Linked DNA regions of Mus musculus: region 2 is linked to region 1. The links are chromatin loops, found by intact Hi-C in ENCODE. Cell type or tissue: heart. All regions are shown on one strand. Links, peaks and the distances in the headings refer to the core of each region. The heading gives the core; the rest is flanking DNA. Region 1 holds the start of Gm30754 (a long non-coding RNA gene). Region 2 overlaps Tmem117 (transmembrane protein 117).

Region 1 (8,333 bases), core at 67-8,066:
GACATCGTCCCCAAGGGAAGAGTCACGTGAAAACCAATTACTAGTGCAAAGAAATGGGGAACTCTATAATACCAGTCTCTACTCTCAGGCAAGGGTTTCTCAAGTTCAGATTTGTCCAGGTGCGTCTTGTCTCCTGGTGTAGGACTAGCCCCCCATCTTTGAGAATTCTGACCAGTTTAGATACTAGGACTCAAGTAGAGTTCTGTATGGTGTCTCCCCAGGCTGCCCTGGAGGTTGTGCTCTGAGGAGCCCACCCCCTGAGCCCACCCCCTGACCCTCCATACTTTCTCTTCAGGCTTTTTTTTTTTTTTTTTTTTTTTTTTAATGGGTGTCATGCTCACCCCCTCCCATCAGAATTTTTTTGGAGACAATCTTACTTTGGCCTTATAGGTTCATTTTTCTCGTCAGGGTTCATTACACTCCTCAGAGCAGCTCACTTCAAGAGGTTAGAACATTGGCTGATGTCTCTCCAGACGTTGCTTTTTCACAGAGGAGCAGATATCCAAGTAACCATAGCCCTCGACTTCCCTGGCTCCAATCAGAGAAGGATCCTCTTGTTTAACCTCGGTCTTGCTTTCTTAGGTGGCCATTGTCTGTGGCCTGGTATTTTCCACTGTGCTATTGTGAAAGATAATAGGAGGGTGAGGTCCCCGGTGAGTTCTGCAGTGTATTCACACTGGTCCGCGAATTTTGGATGCTGATAAAGGAGATGGAATAAAGAACTCCTTGAAGTGTAACATGGTCTGTTCGAGACGGCTCAGGCCTGGAACACAAAGCACACTTGAAGTATTAAATGATGTTCGTGAGTGATGTTACACACCTCTAAGCACGTTAAATGGCACATTGAAGGTTTCAGTGTGAGTGCCTTCAGAAGGAAGTAGTTCCCAGTGAGAAAATCTCCAGGGCTCCTAGTGTCATTTCTGAGGCTACCTAGTTGGGTAATGCTGCATGAGAGTTGGTAAACAAGAGAGAGAAGGGGCCGAGTTAGCAGATGGTAGGTATTGCGACCCTTATTTTGGGGGATGTATCATTACCGGGTCATTTTTTTTTTTCTGTAAACGTCACCAGGATGCTTTGACCATTATGGCGCTTTGTTTTGTTGCTGTCTTGGCTCCCCCCCCCCCCACTCCCCTTGTGTCTCTACAAGGCCCCCTTGTGCTGCATCCTCTGCTTCTGCACCACGCCCACCTCCCACCCCTCCCCCACACTAATCGAACTAACCAGGTCAAGGCTTCACAGGTCCACCTTACATTCCACAAACTGGAGGAACCTCACCTGAGGAATTAGACTGGCCTGTCGGCTTATTTCTGAGGAATTTTCTGGGTTAAGGATTGACGTGGGAGTGGCCAGCCAAATGTGGGCGGTGCCACTTGGGGGCAGGTGGTCCCGGGGTCCAAGAGAGCCAACTGAGAGTGCTAGAGATAAAAATGCAGTTCGCGACCCTCCTCTGAGGTTTCCGCTTCAGGTCCCACCTCCAGATTCCGGCCTTGTGTGCCTGCCTGACTTCCCTTAGTGATGACCTGGAAGTGTAAGATGAAACACCCAGCCCAGCCAAATGCTTTAGGTCAGTGTTTTATCACAGCAACAGAAAGCTAACTAGGACAACGGGTAATTGGAAGCCAATCCAGTAGACTGATTCACAGCAAGGTACTTGCTCACTGATTCATCAAACTTTTATTGCACTCCGCCCTGCCCCCCATCCTCACCCCACCCCCGCCCCGCAGGCCCTGTGCTGGAAGTAAAGTCCTGATCAAGGTTGTTTTTGATATATTATTAATGTTCAGGGTAGTGACCTTGGCTCTGGGTTCACATACTCCTGGGTTCAAATCTCACTCTGTCACTTGCAAGATGTAGGGTTCAGAATAAAAATTACCTACCTCTTAGAATTCTCAGCTTCTTCCTTTGCAAAAATTGGGACAAAAATGAATCTTACACATGACTGGGGGAGGGGGGCAATTCTTACAGATAATCATATTGCAAGCACATATTACTTGTTTATTAGTCTATTATACTTATTCTATATGATATGTATGCTATATACTATATTAAGTGCCTGATACTATGTTATGTTTATTGTTTCCATGTATGCTTTTTGTTGATTTTTGAATATCTTAATGTTTGGATATAAATCTGTTAGTGGTTTAGAAATTAAGGACTTTTAAGTCTTGGGGCAGGTTGTTCAAAGCTATTTAGGGATTCGGGGAAGTCTGAGTTTCACCAGTGCCTGTGGCCTTGGTTCTGACAACAGAATCCCCTGGTGTCGGTGTCTGAGGAACTGAAGCAGAGCTAAGTGCTGAAGGCAGAGGAGGTGTTATGAGGATACAGGGAGGTAAGCTTTCAGGCGAGGCAGCCTGCTTATAAAATGCCAGGAACCAGCCGCTCAGGACCCTGAAGTGAAAAGTAGGTCACTTGGTAGGAGTGAAGGTGTCAGGTAGCATACAAGGTGAAGAGCCCAGAGCCATAAGCAGTAACAGGCTGCAAAGATGCTACAATAGCCATAAACCAAAGGAGTGCCTCTCCACAAGTGCCAAGTGGAAAAAAACTGCTGGCTGACTGGGCAATCAACATTTCGTCACTGCGAAATAATACCGATAGTCTTCACAGCAGTGTCACTTCTGAACACGGAAGACCATGATGATAGCGAGGCCAGATAGCTGGCTGTGAACCAGAATGGGAAGGCAGAGCAAGACAGAAAAGGAGTGAAGTTCCCGTATGTCCAGTCTGCCTCCCGAATCCGCACTGTACTTTTCAAATGGTTATGGCTTTAAACTTTGGTGTGCCAAATTCTGGGACGCTTGAGTGGAAGCTCTGCTTGTTTGCACATCCTGTGCTCATCACGACCTTACCCCGCCCCCGCCCCCCACCGAACAGAGGCCGTCCCGAGGGGGTCTCAAGGTTCAGTATGTTGAGTGGGACTTCTACCCATACAGATTGCTTTGCTTGGAAGAAAGTTGAAAATAACTAATTTTGTGAATGTGATGAGGATTATACGATCAGAGCCCATGCCTACCACCTCATACAGCACTCTAGCTATGAGCTGGGGGCTTCCCAGCTCGCTGGGAAGGCGGCGCAGTAGAGGAGGTCCGCACTGTACCGTTTGGCTTGTGGGTGGGTGGTCATGGCTGGCAGAGGTGTTCTGCTCATTTAGAATCCTCGTCGCTTTGATCTTTCCTAATCTATGACGGTTTCTGCTTTCTTCACTTACCTTCGGTCCACTAGCTGCGCGTGCCTGGCAAAGTGGATGGGATAAAATGTGGCTGAAAGAACAGAGGTTTTGGTCAGCTCTGCATCTGGAATGTAGTTTCAAACAAACAAAGACTCAACCATCCTAGTCCAAGAGCTATCGCTCTTTGACGATTTGATCGGAGCAGAAACATCCGGACGTCCTGGGTTTCTAAAAGTGACTGTGTTAGGGTTGTTTTATCCTCTCAATTAGTCAGGAGCAGGAGGTATTCTAGTTTTTCATCTCTGAGATGGGAAAACAGCAGGGAAAATTTCAGTTCCATGGATCTGGCCTCTGTTGAGGGAGAATATCATGGCAGAAGGGTGTGACTTAGTGTCACCTTGAAAACACTGAGTCAGGAGGAGGCCCTGTGTTTGTGCTTTGAAGTCCGCCTCCAGTTCTGTATCAATTGGTTAACACACTGTTGAAGTCAGAATCCTCTTGATCCAATCGCCTCTCAACACTGCCACCAGCTGGTGACCAAGGCCTTTAACACAGGACCTTTGTGGGGTGCTGCTGTCTGTGTAACATATAACATTTTTTAAGTTATTAAAGAAACAAAAAAATAAAAACACCACCTGGCCCCCCAAACTATGATGCAACCTCTGCATTAACTTCTCTGGCATCTGATTCGTTGACTCTAGGTGGAATGGACTGATTAAAAATTTATCTAACCCCAAGTCCACTAAGTGTTTAAAATAAATTGAAGAAATTTGAAAACTGGATTCTGTTCTCTAGCCTGCCAGGGCCACTCAGGCATCCTGGTCATTCTGAGCAGGTTAAGATGTTATGATAAGGCCCACATCTAGATGAATATAAATATTGCTCCTGACATACTCTCCTTAGAGTGTCAGGCAGAGATAGAACTAAACAAAAGGCATATGGTTCTAAACAACTGGAGAAAGCAATTTTACTACAAGCCGTGCCTAGGAATCTACCCCGGGAAAGAAATCTTTCCAGGTCTCTGTTGAAGTACCTGAATAGACAAGATGTCATTTAAGAGAACAGATTTCTGCTGCGAACTCATGCTTTTACAACACAATGTCAGATTGCCATTAAATGGGGGAATAAAGGTGAGGGTAACATTGAAAATATCCATTTATTTCCACTTGGGATGCTCCTGACTTGACAAGACCCAAATTCAAACTTATGGTCTTAAATAACCAGGATGGCTTAGGAATTTTATAAAGCTGACAGTACTGAGAGCATCTCCCACTACTGAAAGCAGTGAGCACGATTTAAATATTTTGGAGTCAACTAACAAGAAACCACACCATTTCTTTGAGTTAAAAAAAATTAACTTTTTCAAACTATAAATTATGTTAATGGATGAATTTGTTGTCCCAGAGTACCTTGGGAGAGACATGTTGAGTTGTGGATTCCACTCATCTGTCCTGACAAGATTCAGTCTCTTCTAAGACCAGAAATTGACTGAGGTATTTTCTTGTTCCTTATTTGCATAAAATTTGCTTCTGTCAGCTCTATGCATGCAAGTGTGAGAGTCTTTTCTTCAGAGCCATTAATTTTATGAGCTAAATTTAGAACCACGTCTCTGCTTGTCTTGAGCGAGGTTGCTAATTTCTAAAGAGGAACATGAGCAGAGAGAAACCTATGTGTGCTTTCTAGTTTACTTATCTTGTTTTGTTTTGCAGCAGAGATCTATATATGCGTTTAGTAGTTTGAAAGTGCAGGGTAGAAGGTTTCACTGTGGCTATTAGGAGACTCTTAACTGTGCCCCCATTGTGCTGCTGAAAAGAAAAAGAACTCCCATTTTTTTCTTCCTATCTGTACTTGAAAATGGACAGGTAAAGTTATACAAATAGATTGTGTTTCTATCCAATTTCTTATGGCTGGTCCTAAGTGTTTCTGTGAATATTAAGTTCCCCACGGGAGTAGAAAACCCATTAAGTAAGCGCTGGGGACATTTTTCATTCCATTTCCTGAAAATAAAATAAAATTTTAAATTATATTTTTTGTTGCTAATTTATGTGATCTCTAATCATATCTTCATTGCCACCCTTCTTAGCTTACTTTAAAAAAAAAACTCTGTTTTTCCTTAATCTTAATGTTTAAACATGCTTTTATGGCCTTGATTCACATTTTGATAAAATGTTAATAGAGTAAGGGACAGAGTTGTCCCCGTGGCATTTTAAAGGACCGCACGCCTCTCTCGTTTCTCTCTGTAACTTTTCTTATTTCCTGCCATCTCTTCTTTCAGTTTGAAAGTACTTCTGAGCAGGGCATCACTCCACCAAGAGGAATGTGGTTTCCATACTTCTCTGCGAAGCGCTCCTTAAGCCAGGAACTCAGCGAATCAGGAGTTCAAGGTGCTGAAATACAGGGGAAGCAACCTTAAGTCCCAGCAGCTGATGGGCGACGGTAGGGAGAATTAGCGGAGCCAGTCTGTGATCTAATAACCTATGTGCTAGGGAGTGTTCCACACAGTCTTCCGCGATCTCTAACTTGGCTTTCTGCTTCTGGGTTTTGCCCAGAGGAGAATGGAAAGTGGCCTCATGAGTCCACCTGTCTCCAGGAGTCGTCACTTCCGCCTACCTCCGAGTCTTTGTTTCCACCTGTCTCTGAGTTGTTTCCTGCAGGTTTTCCTGATTTTCAGTTCAAAAGCTAGATCGGTGATAGACTCTACTGTAAGAAGAGCTTCCCTATCTTGTTTCTCAGAGCAGTATCGCATTTCCCCTTATAATATTACAGAAGGGAAGTCTAAACGGCATTGATTTCCCGGTTATAATAGCCTGGATTATAGTAGGTTCAATAGCGTGTAACTCTGGAGGCTGATTTTGAATTCTAGAAAAAGAGATGTATTTAACATTACTAGATTTTGTTTTTTTTTTTTTTTTGTTTTTTTGGTTTTTTTTTTGGTCATCGTTTCCAGATAGGGACAGTTGAATTATCACGTTGAAATTATGAAAACTAAAAAAGACCCCATTATTCATTCATTGTACATTCATTTCAGAGAGCCTAACCTTCTAGATCTTACAGCATATACTTGGAGGCATGTGTTGCAGGCAGAACGAATATCATCGTGGACAGGTATGCAGCAAGCACTCTTGTAGTCTACAGCTACATAATTTCATGCATCCTGTCCTCTCATAGGGGACAGAAGAAGGAAGAGATGGCCCACTCCTAAGACCGAGAAAGTCTTGAACACACATACAAAGATAAAAAGACAAACATTCACCAGACTTACCGTTCTACAATCAGTATAAATGCACCAAATGAATAAGATGTCTTAGGACATAAATTATATTGAACTACAGAATTTTGGAGGTTAAATTGGACTAAGTTTTCTTCTGTCCAATACATTTATTATTCACAGGACAAGTCTTGTGCCTTAGTTAACATATACAGATATGCATGGAAGAACCCTGAGTACGCACTGGACATTAATTTCACATGTTTAAATCGGTGAGAGGCCTGACCAAAACAGACCATGCATGATTCCTATTTACATCTTTGGTGTTGTTGTTGTTATATTCCAAATAAGATTATTTGCCAGAATATTTGTCTGGGACATGAATTTTCTTCAGTGGTCATGGCTAGCTATTTGTATTCCATCAAGAAAAGGCACATTTTTATAGTTACGTTTTACATTGCTAAGATCTTAGCCATAAATGCATAGAACGAACATACGTTAGGAGATCCAGCTGTGGGCATGATCATGTGATTGTTAAGTACTGTTTATCTTTTCGTAGGAATAACTACAGAAATAACCACAAAGAAAGCAAGGGTTCTGGGCTTCAGCGCACGTTAAAAACACCATTTAGGAACTTGTCATGGTGGCACTTGCCTTTAGCACAGGCAGGGGCAGGGGCAGGGGCAGGAGCAGGGGCAGGGGCAGGGGCAGGGGCAGGGGCAGGGGCAGGGGCAGGGGCAGGGGCAGGGGCAGGGGCAGGGGCAGGGGCAGGGGGATCTCTGTGAATTCAAGGCCAGCCTGGTCTACATGGAGAGCTCCTAGAGAGCCAGAGCTACATAATAATACTCTGTCTTAATTTTATATATTACATATACATTACATATCTATATAAAATATTATATATCATATATACATATATAGTATATAATATAGTATAATATAATATACATTCAATTTATCATGCAAATATACATAATAAATAATAATATGTATGGTACTAGAACTAGAGTGTATGACAGAATGTGGCACATGCTTGCCTGTACCATTTCATTCCATCCTGAGCATTGTCTAGCATAAATAAAAAAAATTTAGACAGGATCTTTGTTGGTCTGTTTCCCAAAGTGTTCAGCAGAGAAGAATTTGAATCTAGGCTTGGATAAAAGTCTACATTCTTTAACCTATATTTATGTGTTTACATCATCTGCATATTTTATATGTTTGTGCAAGCTCAAAAGATGAATTTATCAAGAAATGTATGTGGTAAATCTAAAGCTCATCTCAAAGTACAGACAATGAAATTATATGGGGTAAGGGGGCTTGGAGATGGTTCAGCTGGTTAAAAAATTGCAGTGTAAATTAGAGGATGGGAGTTCGCATCTCCAGCGACATCTCCAGTGACGTCTCCAGCACCTATGTACTTGTTGAGTGGAGGTGACAGCTGCCTGTGATGTCTATACTTAGAAGGGAGAGAGAGAGAGAGAGAGAGAGAGAGAGAGAGAGAGAGAGAGAGAGAGAGAGAGAGAGAGAGAGAGAGAGACTGGGACAATCTGGCTCTTCAGACTAGCTAAATCAGTCAGCTCTGCATTCAAGTGAGAGTCCGTGCCTCAGTATATCAGGCAGAGAACGAAAGGAGCAGGGGGAGATAGCCCATATCAACCTTGGGTCTTCACAGTCATAGACTCAAGCATGCATGTACACCTGCATGCACACACGAGTGAACATGCATGCACACCATGCACACATGCAAAAACAAAGACGATGAAAACAGTCTTAAAAAGTACCAGTGAGGTTTTACAAAAGAGGTTATGTGCTGATAATTAAAGGAGCTACTCTCCAGGCCCGTTCAAATGCTGATCTTCCACTGTCCTTGTTACTGCACATAAGAAGCACTGTGCACCAAATTAAGTGACAACACACACACACACACACACACACACACACACACACACACACACACAC
Region 2 (8,333 bases), core at 109-8,108, 60 kb after region 1:
GTCTCTGCGGGCCAGCTTGGGCTACATGCGATCTTATCTCTCATATATATTCTTTATGGTGAGTGTGTGTGTGTGCGCGCATGCCTCATACACATGTCAAGCTCCAGTGTGGAGGTCAGAGGACAGCTTGCCTTTCAACATAAGGATTCTGGGCTTGAACCGCAGTCACCCGGCTTGGCAGTAAGTACCCACTGAGTCATCTCCCTGGTCCTGAGGATGAACCTCTCTTCTTCAATAACATCGCAGAAGGGATGAAAACAAAGAGAACACTCTGTCTTCCTGTTCCATTAAATAGGAAGAGATTCTCCATTTCCCCTCCCCCCACCCCTGGGTAGGATGTCAGCAAGTTTTATAAATCCGTGTTGAATCCTGGTGAGCAGGGCAGCACAGCTAGCTTGCTCTTCCTAACCTATACTGTGTCGTCTTTCTGTGTTTAGTGTACACAGACTCTTGCGTAACTGGTGTTGTGCTTTTGGTTTTCTTTTTATGTGACTTGTTCATCAGCTTAAGTCCCTTGTGACTTCAGGCAGGACCAGTAGCTCACATGCGCTGTGTTAACTAAAAACACTCTCCAACGTGCTGGCTCCTTCACCAGCTAAACCCGCACTGAAATCTCTCACTTCTGGGAGTCTAATCCTGCTATCAAATTGGACCCAGTGGGACAGAGTGAGGCCAGGTGACCAAAGCCCCTCTAGGGATGCAGGTAGGAATTGCACTTTACCAGTAATAAAAGAGCCTTTGGTATTCGATATGCAGTTGCTGAAGCAATAGGAGAGGCCCAAGGGAACCACCTAGCAAAAGCAAACCATACCAAATTGTCTTTGTCAAGGAACAAGGCAGTGTCACTCGTTTTGAGCAGCACGCAATAAACACAAGCTGTCCCAGATTATTTTTTATAAGTAATCTGCTTTTAAGAAATGAAATACATATGGTAGCTTGTAGCCTTGAGATTTGCTTAAACTTAGGACAGGAACTCAAGAGGTTTGTGTGTGTGTGTGTGTGTGTGTGTGTGTGCGCGCGCGAGCGTGTGTGTAATGGAGTTAGAGGCAAGCTGGATTTTACATAGATCCCCATGCTTGCCTGCCCAAGCCCTGGCTGCTTAGAATCCTGACCACAATGACCTGCTTCCTTTTAAGATACTGGAAGTCAGTCCCTTTGCTTAGCTCATGTGCTGTTGTTTGGCTTGTACATTTTTTTTTTTTTTAAATCTCCGTTACTTACTCGGGACCATTTGCAGTAGGATTTCTTCCCCAAATGCATCCTTCAATCTCTTTCTTATTTTCTGCCTCGACTGTAACATTGGTTGGCCTGCTCTGCCTGCTAAAAGTTCAAAGACTCCAATTTGGGCCTAGAACCCAGACATGTATGGTCAACAGTTTTCCACTGTGGCCTTGGCTGCAGCCTACTGTGGTGTGTCAGGCCCTGTGCTTGCTGGACCAGAGGGAATTCACTCTCCAAGTTACCCCACAGCGGGCCCCATTCTAGAGGAGCAAACACAGAGGTCCTCTTGTGAGAGAAGTCACCAGTGCGTGCAGCTTAACGGAGAGAGGCGCCCCCCAGGCCTCTTCCTCACTTTGCCTGCCATGTTTGGATTCTGGACCGTTCTGCATTGTATTTTAAGGAGCCCGACTCCTTCCTGTAGACTCTGTCTTGGCATGGTTTATACATGGGCTCGGTTTAATCCATCCCAGATTTATCCAACCCAGATGAGTGCTAATTAGTTTTTTCTGCATTTGAGGTAGCCTGCTCCTAGCCTCTCAGTGTTGTCATGAATAATTGAGAGCTGCTGGCTCACCGAGCCACCCTGCTACAGAAGCCACTGCCCAGCCCCCAGGAGGCTGGCTTCACTGCAGCCAGAATGACAGAGTTCCATCTGGCGAGCCCAGTGCCACATGAAGCTTAGTACGTGGGCATTAGGAAAGAAACCTGTGTGCATCGGGATGCACAGATGTGCCCTGTGTCAGAGTAAAAATCAAAGCTTCCTTCAAACCACTGGAGTCTGTCTGTAGCGTTTCTTCCAGAAAACCGGCTTCTCACTTATACTTCATTATACAGTGAAGTCCCAATGCCTCTCCTTATGTCTCCAAACTGAAGATCAAACAGTTGGCATGATTAAAGGCTGCCATAAATTACAAATTTGGAAGCTGCATCTTGTTTTTAAAAAATTGTGTGTATGTGTGCGTGTGCACCATAGCATGTATGTCGAGGCCAGAGGAATTTCGTGTGAATTCGTTCTCTCCTACCATGTGTGTCCCAGGGATCGGACTCCAGCTGTCTAGGTTGGCAGCAAGCATCCCAGTCAGCATGTCTTTTTAAAAATTAATTTTCAGCCCTTCCTGGATGGCATTCTCTTACTTGAACGGTATGTATAAAACCAGAGCTATCCTACAATTAGAAAACTAATAACTTTTTGTTTATAACTAGTTTGATTTTTTTTAATGTTTTGTTTTGTGTGCAAAAAGACTCAGTGCGCCTTAGCTCGGGAATCCAATGTCAAAGCTGTTTTGTGGGGTTGTGAGGTTTGCAGCTGTTTGGGGGTTGTAAGGAATTGCAAGTGTGTGCCACTCCTTCTGGGAGTACAGTCTTCACCCTTCCACCTCCTACCCCCAAAACATACACACAAAGACTTTGCTCAGAGTCAGTTAGTGAGGTGCCCTGAGCCCAGGTGCAGGATCCCTGGAGATTGGCCCATAAACTCAGAGACAGCCCTCCCTCCCCACCCCTAGCTTTCTGTCTTCCAGAGAGAGGGCTGGGTGAGGGAGGGAGGGAGGGAGAGAGGGAGGGAGGGAGGGCGGGCTGGGTGAGCAAGGGTTGGGGGAGAGGGGGAGGGAGGGAGGGAGGGACGGAGGGAGGGAGGGCGGGCTGGGTGTTGGTTCTGTGCTTTCTCACTGATGGCATTTTGCTTCTGCACAAACACATCTTGCAAAAGAAACACATCTTTCTTTTAAACTTGTGCCTTTGTTCCAAAACAAACACAAACAAACAAACAAACAAACAACCTCCAAAACCAAACCAAACCGAAACAAAAAAGCCCTGTCTACTTTAAAGACGGTATAGCTGAATAAGACAGCTACCCCTTTCAGTTTTAATAATTCTTTTGTATCAACAAGTGGCTCCTTTTATTTCTTTATATATAAGTTAAATGTTATAAAATGAGAATGGAGATCACCTTTTGTGTCTATTCGTCAGGAAAATCTATGTGAGTTGGTTCAGTGGAGAGGTGTGAGATCTGTAGTGTTGGTTAAACCGACCCTCTGCTGCTTGCTTACTGTATCATGTCCATGAGATATACTGCCCACTTTCCATAGGGGAGCTTGTAGGCTTTGTTCGGTTACACTTTCCTATTATGTATTTTGTGCTTGACAGTGTCAATAAGACAGCTGCAATTAAACAAGGCCAGGATTTATTTTATAGGCTGTTATTTAACTAAAAGATTAGAGAGGGAAGGGTGGTTATTTTCATATGCTCTGCACACAGAATGCGTTTGTCCGCTTGCCTGCTTTGCAAGCAGGGAAAGTCTGTTTACATTTTTTGTGGGTATGTTTTATGGGATCTAAGAGTACGGGCTGAATGTTTACTGTAGCAGTCAGATGTTGGGTTTGGTGTCGACCGACACGGGCTAGACTCTCCAGGTGTGCACTGTAGGATGAAGTGGCTGCCACACAGTCCTGCAGGTGTGAACTGTGCAGCAAAGTCACACAGGGAACCAGAGAACCTTTGCTGTTACATTGCTTGCAGGTAGAAATGTTAATATTTTGGACACGTTGGGCTAAATGCAGTATCAGTTGCTGTTAAGAACATAATGTATGATTGTTACAAACATTTAATTACATATTTGCATTGTGTCTCAGTCTCATGGCATGGCTATAAATAGCTATAAGCACTACAGTGTTTTTAGCCCCTTCGACCTTATTTATCAAATTACCTAATTGTATGCCTGGTTTTTCTCTTAAAGAGGCTTGCGCTTTCTGGAAACATTAATTGTTAATGTCTGACATTAAAATTTCCTTTAGAGCTACTTCAAAGGTTTGTTCATCTCTAAGAGGTTTCATTATAAAAAGTTGGTTTAAGTTCAGTATGTATGTGAAGGGGGCGTTCTTCCTAAGGGTGAGCGCCATCTTGTGGAATGTGACAACTATAGCAGTTTATTCTGTTTTTCTCGACTGACTGCGTAGTAGACATTTGGGGGTCCGGTGGAGAAAGAAAAAGAAAATCCCTTTTTCTTTGGGACAGAAAGTCTCTTCTCTGCCGTGTCTTCTCTTGGAACTGTCTCATCCCAGTTTTCGGATGAATCTCCTCCTGTAGAGATGTTAAAATGCCAGGTTTTCATTTGAATTTTTGTTTTCCTTTCAAAATTAAGGTTTAAAAAATATATTATAAAAATGAGGGTTCTACATTTCTGCAGTTTTCCTATGAGAAACTCAGGGGTTTAAATATTATTAATTCATACAAGTAATTTTCCTTAGATAACTGTGAACAGGTACTGTATAAAAAAAGTCATGTTACTTTTTTTTTTTCCCAAGGACTGATTTTAGAGCTAGTTATATTTTAAATGTATGTAATTCCAGCATTGGAGATGCTGCGACAGGAGGATTTCTGCAAGCGCAGGTTCAGCCTGGATTGCTTAGTGGGACCCTGTTTTAGCAGAAAACAACACAAACCGAAAGTAACAGTGTCATTTTGCAGACATGGCTTTTGAAAGGAGACATGGCCCGAAGGCTTCTGATTGTGGGTCTCTTGTTTCTTGTCCTTGTACAGTTATGTTATATGGACACACAAAGATTAATTACTCAATTCCTACCTCTTCAACACCCCATTTCCTATTCAGAGCTTGTCAAAATAACTACTGGACTACTGAGGTCTTAAAGTGGACAACAATAGGTCTCTCGTGATTTGGATTACTTCAGTCCAGATCAATAAAAGTATGATATCGAGGCGGCTCGCTAACAATTCCCCCAAAGCCTTTATCACCTTCCCAAGAGGAGGTCAGAGCAGTTGTGAGTACCTGTAAGGGATGGCTCAGCTGCTTATCTCTCAGGGTGTCCGACCTGGCCTCCCACTTCTAAAATTGTACCTGACTTGTGCCTCCGACCTTCTTTGAGTCCTCCCTAAAATTCAAGAGAGCATTCTGGCGGAAAATACAACACAAATATCAGGGTTTGATGAAAGACTAGAAAAACGAAGGCACTGGACAGCCAGCCCCGCCCTCAGGGAGGGAACAGTGTCCGAGTCAGGCCATAGCAAAAGGAGCCCTTTCTTCCCCAAGCAGGAAAGGACTGAAATAAGTGTTTCATTCTTAGGAAAACATCATCAACTGCTTAATAATTAAAGTATACTCATAAGCGTCTCTGTGGTGACAGACTGTTAGAGCGCTGTGTTTAATATTGCATTTACTGCTCTCGTTGTTTATTAAATAAATTCCTTGATGAGGTGAAAAAAAAATCTCTTTATTCTTTCTCCAATTCATCTTTTAGATCTACGGTATTTGTTTTTGCTCATGGTTGTTTGGTTCTTGTTGGCATCAGCAGAAGTCTGTTTTCTGTGGCGTTCAGTCCAATAAGAACTTTTGTGGAGAGGGTCTCCATTCAGTATTGTGACCAAAGGTGACAGCTGCCTTCGGCTTGTGTAGGGAGCTCAGGGGATCTTCCAGACAGCCGTCTGCGCCAGATCTCATTCCTGCTGGTTTTGTTTTCCCACTTGAGGAACAAAGCAGGGAACTGGAAAACCCCCGTGGATTAGCAGCAAGCACAGTCCCTGGAGAGCAGGGACCCACCTGTCCTCCTGAGCTGTAAACAATCAGCTTTGTGTGTGGGTCCTAGTCCAGGCAGGTACTGGGTACTAGAGCACAAGTTAACTCTGCCCCATGTCAACATGAGGGCTTCAGGGACAACAGGCTGTGGGTCCCCTCCGCACTGTGCTCTGGCACCATAGAGATGTAGAGCCCTAGTCTACTCTAGCGAGGGGTTGGGTTGAGTGGATGTACCCGCTGTCGTTCTTCCTTGAACCAGGAAGCAGCATCGTTGCTTGGGCAGCACTAGACTCCAGTCGTTCAGAGGTTTCCTGGGAGGGAATGCTAGTTGACATCCTGCTCATAGTCCCTGGAGAGTGATGGTTTTAATGCACCCGAGGGATGGGGAGGAAGGTTTTCTGTCTCCACCATTTCCCAGGAAACTGATTGAAACAGAGCGGTGCGGCTTGTTGAGATAATATCATGAAAAATTCAAAGGTCGGAAGACAACTGAGTGGCAATCACAGGGTTTTGCACAATGAGGCTTTCGAGAGGCTCAGCTACAGGTTTGGCGTGCTTGGTGACGTGTCTTTCGGCCTTGGAAACATAGCTAGCATCTCAGAGAAGGGACCCCTGCTTTGGAGTGACAGGAACATGACTGGAAAAGCATCAGCTTGCTGGGCTCACTGCCGAGGCCCTGAGGTAGAAGGGTTGGCATGTGTTCTAATCCCCACTTAGGCTCAGGCTGAGGGCCGGGTGTCCCCCAAACCCAGGAAAGACTGAGGCTACTTGAGGCTGCAATGGAGACAGGGTGTGAAGCCAAGGCGTGCAGCTGTGAGACTGTTGGAGCTGAGCTCTTGTGCTGGGCAGAGCTTCCCTTCAGCTGTCCCGTGAAGACCAAGGTCTCCAACCCAGTTCCATATGGTTTGCATCACTGGCAAGTCAAGAATGGTTTCTCTTTGGGCAAGTCTATGAAAAGGTACCACGGTGTACAAGGCCCCAAAGGTGGAAAATTGAAGTTCAAGTATTGGTTCTGTCCCTGGCTAGATGTGTCACCCTGGAATATTTTCTTCCTCTGAGAGTTGTCAACTGCACATCTGCAAGAAAGCCATCAGACCTGCATTACAGAGCTGTGTGGAAGACTAAGTGAAATGTTAAATGTAATAAGTCCCACATTGTACTTGAGGTGCTGCAACTACCCAGGAAATAGTTGCGTTCCTATTCGGTGTCTGATGCCATATAAAGACTAGTACCTGCTTATACCAGATAATTGTTTGCTAATTTGTTCTGAGACATGGCCCCATGTGGTCCAGGCCGGAACTGGCTGTGTACCTGAGGTGACTTCTGCCTTCTGATTCTTTTGTCTCCATCTCTAAGTGCTGTGATTTAGATGTGTGCCACCTTACCTGGCTCGTGCAGTGCAGGGGACTGAACTCAGGACTTTGTGTTAGAAGAGTACTTCCCAACTGAACTACATTTCCAGGATATATTTTACTGATTTTTATGGTGCTGAGGTTCAAAACCAGTGCCTCGTATATGTTGAGCCTTATCACTGAGCCACACCCTCTGGTGTGTAGCTGCCCGAGCTCCATTATCAGGGCTCTGCCCCATGAGAACAGATGCAGATCTATGATAAAGGAAGGCAGCATTAAACTGATGGCCCAGTGACCAAACCCCATTGATACGTCTGAAGCCCCGACTACGTGCATGCTACCTTTGTAAATCATTACAGAACTATAATGGGGTGTGTGCTGTTTAGTAGTGAAGAGACAGGGTCAAAGAGATGAGGTAGCTCATGGCCATCTAAGTTCTGGACTAAGGCAGGACTGACATAGATTCGTTTGAAATCAGTTTATGTTTTTCCACTTTCACACACTACATTTTAAAAAAATTTTATTTATTTAATGTTTGAGTGCTCTGCTGCATATATATCCACCTGCCCAAAGAGGGCGTCAGATTTCCCTATAGATGGTTATGAGCCACCATGTGGTTGCTGGGAACTGAATCCAGGACCTCTGGAAGAGCAGCCGGTACTCTTAACCGCTGAGCCATCTCACCAGTCCCCCAGTGTGTTTGTTTTTTTAAAAGAGAGATTTATTTTTGCACGTGTATGTGTGTGTCATGTGCATGTAGTTTCTGTTTGTGTTCTCATACATGTGTAGGTCAGAGATTGACACTGTGGGGGAGGGTCTTCATCCATTGTTCTTTAAGTCAACTGAGGCTTGATCTCTCAATGCAATGGATGGTGTCTCAATTGAACCCAGAGTTTGCTCATGGCTAGTTCAGCCATCCAGCTTGCTCTGGGGATCCATGTGACACCCCTCCCCCATCCCCCCCCAAGTCTCTGTCTTCTGGGAGGCCGGTGGGGATAAAGGGCACTTGCTGCATATGCTTTTATGTGGGGTTTGAGGATACAAATTTGCAACCTCATGCTTGCATGTCAAGTGCTTTACCCACTGAGCCATCCTCCAGCCATCAAGGAGAGAGGTGATGAGGGAAGACTGTAATCGTCATTTCAAAACACACTGGGTCCATGAGTCCACTTACATCTTCATAGAACAACGTGTGGTTCTTTCGCCTTTCTTGTAGGTTGGGTTTGCCGGTG

The links. Hi-C counts contacts between places; a loop is a spot of excess contacts. Peaks named below come from ENCODE experiments on the same cell type or tissue, not always from the same donor. Only the 100,000 strongest peaks of a DNase experiment are listed, where the experiment ranks them.
Region 2: it touches region 1 in a loop (2.5-fold over the local background); 4 of 42 quality-filtered maps call a loop at or near these places.

What each region holds. Positions count from the first base shown.
Region 1 is chr15:94,597,870-94,606,202 of GRCm38, forward strand. It overlaps Gm30754 (a long non-coding RNA gene), which reads right to left and starts at 1,556. Exons shown (of 4, transcript XR_384359.3): 1 at 1,276-1,556; 2 at 378-763. In heart, for the core only: a CTCF peak has its summit at 3,698 (motif pointing left); no DNase peak of the experiment used is centred there; H3K4me3 peaks cover 284 bases.
Region 2 is chr15:94,657,496-94,665,828 of GRCm38, forward strand. All of the region lies in intron 2 of Tmem117 (transmembrane protein 117), which reads left to right. Among named protein-coding and RNA genes, the nearest start is that of Gm25546, 20 kb to the right of the region's middle. In heart, for the core only: a CTCF peak has its summit at 4,114 (motif pointing left); no DNase peak of the experiment used is centred there; H3K27me3 peaks cover 339 bases.